2 separate regions of the Homo sapiens genome follow, and region 2 is linked to region 1. A link is an interaction called in ENCODE POLR2A ChIA-PET data of the cell type or tissue named here. Cell type or tissue: IMR-90. All regions are shown on one strand. Each heading gives the region's core, and the rest is flanking DNA. Links, peaks and the distances in the headings are about the cores only. Region 1 overlaps EHBP1 (EH domain binding protein 1). Region 2 overlaps EHBP1 (EH domain binding protein 1).

The links. ChIA-PET counts read pairs that join two places held together with the same protein. Peaks named below come from ENCODE experiments on the same cell type or tissue, not always from the same donor. Only the 100,000 strongest peaks of a DNase experiment are listed, where the experiment ranks them.
Region 2: POLR2A ChIA-PET joins it to region 1 with 5 read pairs; 1 of 35 experiments calls an interaction of 5 or more read pairs at or near these places.

What each region holds. Positions count from the first base shown.
Region 1 is chr2:62,816,002-62,820,406 of GRCh38, reverse strand. The region is part of intron 5 of EHBP1 (EH domain binding protein 1); the gene reads right to left. Among named protein-coding and RNA genes, the nearest start is that of EHBP1, 110 kb to the right of the region's middle. In IMR-90, for the core only: no CTCF peak of the experiment used is centred there; a DNase peak (open chromatin) is centred at 2,206.
Region 2 is chr2:63,010,250-63,014,654 of GRCh38, reverse strand. The region is part of intron 19 of EHBP1 (EH domain binding protein 1); the gene reads right to left. Among named protein-coding and RNA genes, the nearest start is that of EHBP1-AS1, 36 kb to the left of the region's middle. In IMR-90, for the core only: no CTCF peak of the experiment used is centred there; a DNase peak (open chromatin) is centred at 1,854.

The DNA of each region.
Region 1 (4,405 bases), core at 172-4,171:
TGTACACTTAAAGATGTCTGAAATGATAAATTTTGTTATATATAGTTACCACAACTAAAAAGTGAAAAAAGATTTATATTGTACAGTATTGTGAGTCTTTTTACTTTTATATAAGGAAATAAAATTACCATTTTAAAAATTTGTTTCTTATCTTCAACATCATGTTCTTTTTTTTTTTTTTCTTTTTTTTTTTTGAGACAAGAGTTTCACTCTTGTTGCCCAGGCTAGAGCGCATTGGCACGATCTCATTTCACTGCAACATCTGCCTCCTGGGCTCAAGTGATTCCCCTGCCTCAGCCTCCAGAGCAGCTGGGATTACAGGCACCTGCCACCATGCCTGGCTAATTTTTGTATTTTTAGTAGAGATGGGATTTCACCATGTTGGCCAGGCTGGTCTCAAACTCCTGACCTCAGGTGATCTGCCCGCTTCGGCCTCCCAAAGTGCTGGGATTATAGGCATGAGCCACCACGCCCAGCCTCAACATCATGTTCTTAATATTCATCTATGCTGACATGTACATCTGTGGTTCATTAAATTTCATCGCTCCTAATATTCAATTACATGAATTTCTACGATTTATCTATCCATTTTATTGTTGATGGACATATGGGTTGTCGCGGGTTTTTTTTTTTTTGTTTTTTTGAGCTGGAGTCTCGCTCTGTCACCCAGGCTGGAGTGCAATGGCACAATCTCAGCTCACTGCAACCTCCACCTCCTGGGTTCAAGCAATTCTCCTTCCTCAGTCTCCCAAGTAGCTGGGATTACAGGTGTGCACCACCATGCCTAGTTAATTTTTGTATTTTTAGTAAAGACGGGGTTTCACCATGTTGGCCAGGCTGGTCTCAAACTCCCACACCCCCAACCTCAGGTGATCTGCTTGCCTCAGCCTCTCAGTGTTGGGATTACAGGCATGAGCCACTGTGCCCGGCTGCAGGTTTGGAATTATTAACAAAGCTGTTACAAATATTTTTACACCTATATCCTGGTACACATGCACAATAATTTATCTGGGAAATATTTCTAGGATGGGAATAGCCAGGTCATAGGATATGTACATGTACACCTTTATCGGAAAATACCAAATTGTATTCCAAAAAGGCTGTATTAGTTTGTACTTTCTAAGAGTTTCCCATTCTCCCACATTCTTTAGATTTTTTGTTAAACTTTAATCTCTTATGAGGTAAATTAATAGATTTTTCCAAAATTAAAGCAACTCCACATTCCTTGGAGATAGCCAACCAGGTCGTGATGTACTTCTTTATATTAAAATATATTTCTGGCTTTGGAGGTCTAATGTTTTGCATGGGATTTCTGTATATTCATGGAGCATATAGGCCTATGATTTTCCTTTCTTTTATGCTCCCTGGTTACATTAGCCTCATAAAATGAGCTGCGGCATCCTTTCCCATTCTCTGAAAGACTTAAAGACTCCCTAAGTGAGTTTAAATATTTTCTCCCCACCCAGGAATTTATCCATCTCATCTAAGATTTCAAATTTACTAAAGTACAATAATTTAATATATCTTTTTATTACATTGATCTCTGCAAAATATATGGTCTTGTACATTTTTCATTACCAATACTATTTATTTGTGCCTTTTCTCCTTTGTTCCCAAATGATTCTTGCTATAAATTGGTTATTTCATTAGACTTTCCAAATCAACAACTTGTGATTTTGTGATTCTTTCTAGTCAATGTTTTCTATTTCAGTAGTTTCTGCCATCTTTATCATTTCCTTCCTCCCACTTTCCTTGGGTATATTCTGTTCTAACTCCTGAATTTTGAGCAGTTCTTCTTTGCTGATATAAGCAGTTAAGGCTATACAGTCATGCATCCTTTAATGACAGGGATACGTTCTGAGAAATGCATCATTGTGTGAACATCAAAGAGTGTACTTTCACAACTCTAGGTGGTACAGCCTACTACACACCTAAGCTATGTGGTATAGCCTATTGCTCTGAAGCTACAAACCTGTACAGCATGTTACTGTACTGAATACTTTAGGCAATCCTAACACAATGGTAGGTTTTGTGCATCTAAACATACGTAAACTTGGAAAAGGTGCAGTAAAAATACAGGTGCACCATTTAAAAAACTTTTTAAATGGTATGTCTGTATAGGGCACTAACATGAATGGAGCTTGCAGACTGGAAGTTGCTCTGGTTAAGTCAGTGAGTGAGTGGTGAGTAAATGTGAAGGCCTAAGACATTACTGTACACTCACCACTCACTCACTGACTTAACCAGAGCAACTTCCAGCCTGCAAGCTCCACTCATGTTACTGCCCTATACAGGCATACCATTTAAAAAGTTTTTTTAATGGTACACCTGTATTTTTCACAAATGTTCCAGGGGTACTTAAAAAATATTTAACTGCTGTGTATATACTGCTGTCCACTTTTATGACAGGAGCATTTTTATGTAAAATCACTTGTATCACCGAATTATTATATTTTCTATGTGATAAGGAAAGTAGGAGTAGAAATTTTCAAATGTGAGATCATGGAATATTTTACTAAAGTGCACGAATCAAGGAACAAATAAGTGAAAGAGTTGAGGAGCTGCTCATAATCTGGGCAAAATTCCAAGTAACAAACCTTATAATAAACCTCTTTTTTCAATTTACCACCCCTCCCTCTGAACACGCACACACTCTCACACAATTCTGAGCACACTGTATATTTACTTGATACTGTATTTCCTTTCAACTGGATTAATACCCTTTAAACTAATCTTGCTGCTCCTGCCTTTGCCTTGCAATTATTCTGAACACAGAAACTATGATGATCCTGGTAAAGCCAGATGATCTCATTCCTCTACTCAAAAGCCTTCAATTGCCCCACAGCAAAAGCCAAAAAGCCCTTACTGGACCGACAGGCCCTATATCACCAGGCCTTCCTGACTTTGCTCTTTGATCTTATCTACTATGCTATTGTTCCATCTTTTTTTCTGCCCCAATATACTGGCCTCCTTACTTTCTCCAATGCACCAGGTATGCATCTCCCTTAGAGCCTCTGCATTTGCTATTTCCATTACTAGGAATGTTCTTCTCATAGATATTATATGGCTAGCTCGCCCACTTCCTTCAAGTCTTTTACTAAAACTCACTTTCCCAGAGAGGCCTTCTCTGCCCACCTTACCTAAAATTTCAACCACACTCCCAATACACATTTCATATTCCCCTTTACTTTTTCTCCTTAACTTACATGAGCAAATATGCAAATACTGTTTACTTGCTCACCACTGTATCCTAGCCCTAGAGCCATAGCATATAGCCACTACTCAATAAATACTTCTTAAGTGAATGAAGTGTAATTCTAGGACTTACAACACTTTGAAGTACCTTTACATCATTAGTTTCTTCTGTTCAAGATTTTTTGCACATTCCTTTATAATACCTCTCCTAAACACGAGAAAAAGATGTGAGGTAACAAGAACTGTACAGTCTGTTTCCATTTGCACAGCTGGGCAGAGGTTTCTCCAAGCCAGAACGGGGATAAACAGGTAGAAGGGACCCTGGGTGTGTGGAGAAATGGAGCAAAATAGGTATTCCTTCATTTGGTTTATGTGGGGGGAAAAGGGAATGAAGGCAGTGAGCCACTTCAGTAATACCTTGGAAAGCTATTCCAAAAGCACTGTGGGCAAATCAGATGCCAGAAACATTATAGAATTAGGAGAGTCAGGAGACAATAGAGCCACGTCTTAAACTAGCTAAATCCATGACAACTCCATACACAGATTATCCCCTAACTGAAGCCACAGTCTTCTTTACAGGCTCCTCTTCCTCTTTCTGACATTTAACCTCCTCTTATTTTAGAACTGTCTCTTGTAAACAGCATATATCCAAAAACAATTTTAATCCAGTCTGATAATCACTGGCTTTTCCTGGAGAGTTTAGACTAACAGTTCTCAAGGGTTTTTGTCTTAAGACCCTTTATACACTTTATTTGAGAACTCCAAAGAGCTTCTGTTTATGTGGGTTGTATCTATCAATATTTACTCTATTAAAAGCTAACAATCTAGAAAACATTTCATTCATTTAAAAATAACAAGTTCATATATTAACATGTTTTATGAAGAATAAATATACTTTCTATAGAAAATAATTTAATAAGAAGAGTGTCTCTATTTTACATTTTTGTAAATCTCTTCAATGTCTTTATCTCTCTCTAAAGTCTCTTTAAAGTCTGGTTTGACAGACAGCTCTAGTCCTATATTCAATCTGTGTAATACAGACTGTTTTGGTTGAAGTATATGAAGAAAAAAATCAAGTATCACACAGATATGTAGCTGGAAAAGTATGGGAGTATTTTAATTATTCTTTTCAGATAATTTCAAGTCTTCGTATTTGATTTTATACCGAAACTCAACAAGTAGTAGTTTCTTAAAGGCTAATGGTAATATA
Region 2 (4,405 bases), core at 146-4,145, 190 kb before region 1:
TTTTTCTTCTTTCTAGGTATGGATGGATATGGTAAGAAATGGAGTTGACTACTCTTATTCTCCTGGTAAGTGTACAGTGATTGCTAAAGAAAAGAGAGATTGTGAAAAATATGTTCCTTATAAATACATAATTAAAATCTCATAACATATTATCAACGAACATATTTTTATAACATTTATGCAGATAATCTTAAATTTATGTTGTTATTTATGCCCTAAACAAGTATGTAATATGCCATTTTCTAACTCATAGACTCTAATAGTCTATATAGATCCTGTTTTAATGTTAATGAATTTATAGACACAAATAGCTAGCATCAAGGCTACATGGAAAAGCAGAACACTTTAAGCATTTAATACAGCTAAAGGGGCAGATTAGAGATCAATAACAAAATCACCTGGTAAAAAGGAAAAAGGTGTTGCATTAAAAGGCTTTTTGCTTTACATGTGAAACAATACTGAGAAACCTGTATTTTAGCACTTGTACTCAACAGGCACTCCAAACTATGCAATGATGAGAACAGAAACCCATCCTTTCTAATAATCTTGTGACAAAAGCTAAAAGACATCATCCTATTAACTAGTGATCTCAACTGCTAATGCGGAGTACTTCCTGGTGCCTTTTATGTAGAATGCTGCTATTAAAAAACCACTAAACATTCACTGTGAACAACACAGAATCATTCATCTTTTATCAGCATCTCTTGTTAGAAGAGTATGAGTGGGGCTGAAGGTGTCATTGATATTATGGAGTGGAAATTAATCAGAAATTTTTCTCATATTTTCCTCATCTCACTAATTTACTTTTGTTCAAATTTCCTCCTGTTAAAAAGTTCATACCCAACCCCCTGTTGTACTCTTTTAAGTTGAGAATATTCAACGAGTGCGTCCACTGAAAAGCACCAGGTCCTAACACAAAAAGCATTCGAAATTCTCATTTAGTTGTCTTTATTTTGCTAGCGCCATGTGGTCCTTGAAGATGTAGAAAACACGGGAAGCCGAGTAAAGATCAGAGCAAGCTCATTAGCATTCTGACAAAATTGGAGTGGTGGAGATGTATAGTTTGCCTAGTTTGTCGTTTTGAAAGCTACCGGTGGTAAGCTTTCTATTTCATTGTGCCTTTGTCTTTTGGGGGGGTTTCAAGCAGCAGGGTATTTGTTAGCCCTAGGTTTGCACAATGCATTGTGGGAAACTTTCCTGCACATTCAGCCCTACATAGTATCATTCCAGTTTGAGTCAAAAAGTTTTTTTCACTCTTTATAGGAAAGGACTGTGTGTGAATCTTAATGCATACCTTTAATATGTTCATCACAGCTCTGACTTTTCCTTTTGCCTGAATCATAAAGTCCAAAGAGAGTCAGAACCTAAAGTAGATTATTTTCAATTGTTTATAAATGCTGCCAGTCATTTCAGAATATAACATTAAAACATTAATTTACTTTCTGCTCTTTGTTATAAACAACTAACAAGTAACACAGGACTGATTCACTTAGTTACAATTTAAAGGCTTATTGCTCACTATGTAAGACCCGATTCTATTTTTGAAACTGTGTAGAGAACAGAAATGGTCTGTGCTTTAGAATCATGTAAATAAATACCTCTTAGAAGACTTAAATAAGTTATTACCCTACTCGTTTGATTTTCTTCATCATCTTCTTCATTTTCTTTTCTTTTTTCCTCTTCTTTTTTTAAACATAAGACTCACTTTGAAGAGCTAAGTAGGCTACATTAATGCTACTATTCAACATGAATGTTTCCAAGTTGCAGTGAAATGGATAAAGGTCTTTGGGGATGAATTTATCTGCTAAATCCTTGTGGTTGCCCTTGTATCTTGAATGATGACCCAAAAGAATGTCAACAGCTCATTTTCCCAGAGAGCTGGAAGGAGTCCCTATGCAAGCCATAATCTGCACATTCTCAAAGAACCATTTCAAACATTATATTTCACAAGCTGTTTTAAGTTATTTTCCTCTCATCTCCAGTATCCTAACAGTACTTTGGACATTAGTGCCTCTGAAATGAGGGCCAAAATTTTACGAGACTTCTACATATGGCACACACATTTTGAGATTTACTTAGTGTACATTTTAGAAACATGGTTAGCTTTTGTTACAATAACATATTTGTGGCATAAATGAAAAAAAAGTCTAAACTGAAGATTAGTATTTTTTATCACTGCAGAAAAAGTGCTTTTTTATTATTAGCTATTATATATTTTGCTTAGAATCAAACCTAATTTATGACAAGTATCTACAGTCTTTCTTAATTTATAATTATTAAAAGCCTAGGGGAAGCTAAAGAGCAGTGAGTGAGATATAGTATATGAATAATCTGGTGAAGGTAGTTTAACAGTAAGAGATTGGATCATTTCTATATGACACAGTAGCATTTGGTTATATCATGTTTTATTTCCTTTGTATGACAGGAAACCACTAGACTAGTATGTCATCATCAAGGCAGGTTTTACAATATTAACTGTTCATATTATATTAGAGCATGAAATTAAAATGATGCAACTTTTATTTCTAATTTAGGTTCTAATTTTCACCCCCTACAGCTTTGGTTAGCCTTTTCTATGTTTAAAAGTTCATTAAAAAAACAACAACGGTAACAACAAAACTACAGACCTACTATGTATTATTTTGTGGCTATGATGTGGCTACTTATATTTTGTTAGAACTTGAAACTTGACTAACAAAGCTTAATATTTAAATGTATCCCAACATTGAGTTGTTCTACTGCTCACTTTAAAGCTAAAGAACAGATGTTACTACAGTCATAATGACTGAATTAGTTCTATACTTTGCAATATGAGTATAGCTGCAAAATTATTTATCTCCTTCACTGAATTCTCCTGCCAAAATTTCTTGAATAAAATCATTTTGACTAGCTATATCAAATTAGAGAGCAGTCAGGAATGTTTAAGTCCAGCTTTAAAACAAATATTTTAAGAATTACTTAGACATATGCAAAATAGGGAATGTCCCTCCTGAAACCATGTTTAAAATATATTTTCTATCTTGAATTTAGACTACATTAGAAACCATTTTTGACTTGTAATACCAAGATTGCTGTAATGTTATTCTGTTAAACAACCACAAAAAGATGTAAAAAGGCTGAACTTCTTAAAGCTGCAAATTAACAATTTTCTAATCTTTAAAGCACATTACACTTGGATTTATAATACTGTCAAAGTCCAAAAAAACTAAGTGGAGTTAAAGTATTATAAGTAAACAAATTCTGTTGTATGGTTAGATAAAGCTACACACACACTAACATTGCTTTTTTATGCTAAACCAAACTTGAAGCTTCTTCACAAGTGTTCACATTATACTGGTGTTTAGGTTCCTATGACTTAAAGGCCAGATGTTTTTCACAAATGACCAACAATTGTAGTTAGAATAAATTAATGATTGATTTTTTTAAGCTTTGATGGAATTAAGCAAACTTCTTTTCTCAACGTGCCCATGTGAATGTTTGCCTGTTAAACTTTTTTTTTTTTTTTTTTTTTTGACAAGTGAGGCCACCCGGCAGAAAACAACTGATGCAAAACCCAGGAGTAATCCCTCTGTTTAGTTCAACACTATGGTTAGCCTTAACACTGCCTCTATTATCCAATGGATTTAGAGAAACTTTCATTTATTTGTTGGCCTCAGTTTTCAATTCTGTTGCCCTCTTTAAGGAAACCTAGATTTATTCCTATGTAAATACATTTGCATACTGGTACAAAGAAATGTTCTAGAATTTGGTTACCTTAGAAAGCTAAATTGGGGTTGTGTACTTAAGTAGTTTGAAGAAATAAGTGAAAAGAATCAAGACATAGGTTAATAATCCTACTAAGGATTTTAAGACATATTGGAATGAACGTATAATGTTCATGGTACAAGACTAATGTAATTATTTCTAACAATATTTTAACAATATATGGACATCTATTTTTAAAAACCCTAAAACCACTGGAACCTAGGAAACTTACTCTATTTTCACAAAGTCAGTGTCAAATTGCTACATTAAAATGTGTTATATTTTCCTAAATAAATGTTTTACAATTGTTTTATTACACATATTTACATTCTATAACATTTAGAGTCTAAATTACAAAAGGTTTACTCCACATGAGTAAGGTAGACTACGATTTTTTTAGTTTACTTAGGAGACTCAAATTAGGGATTCATTTAGCTGTGAACACACTATGGAAAATAATCCAGTATAATTTTTTTAATAGGTTTTAAAAATCTAGATGGTTTCTCCTTGAGACATTTAGGTATTGATTTTTCTTTCTTTATTTCTTTTTAAACAAACTATGTAAGAGTATGGATTAAGAGAAGGGAATGAGGCTGGAATGTGAGTCAGAAAATACCTGCTCTAATTATAGCTTTGAGCCAACCTCTAATTCTGGATTCAG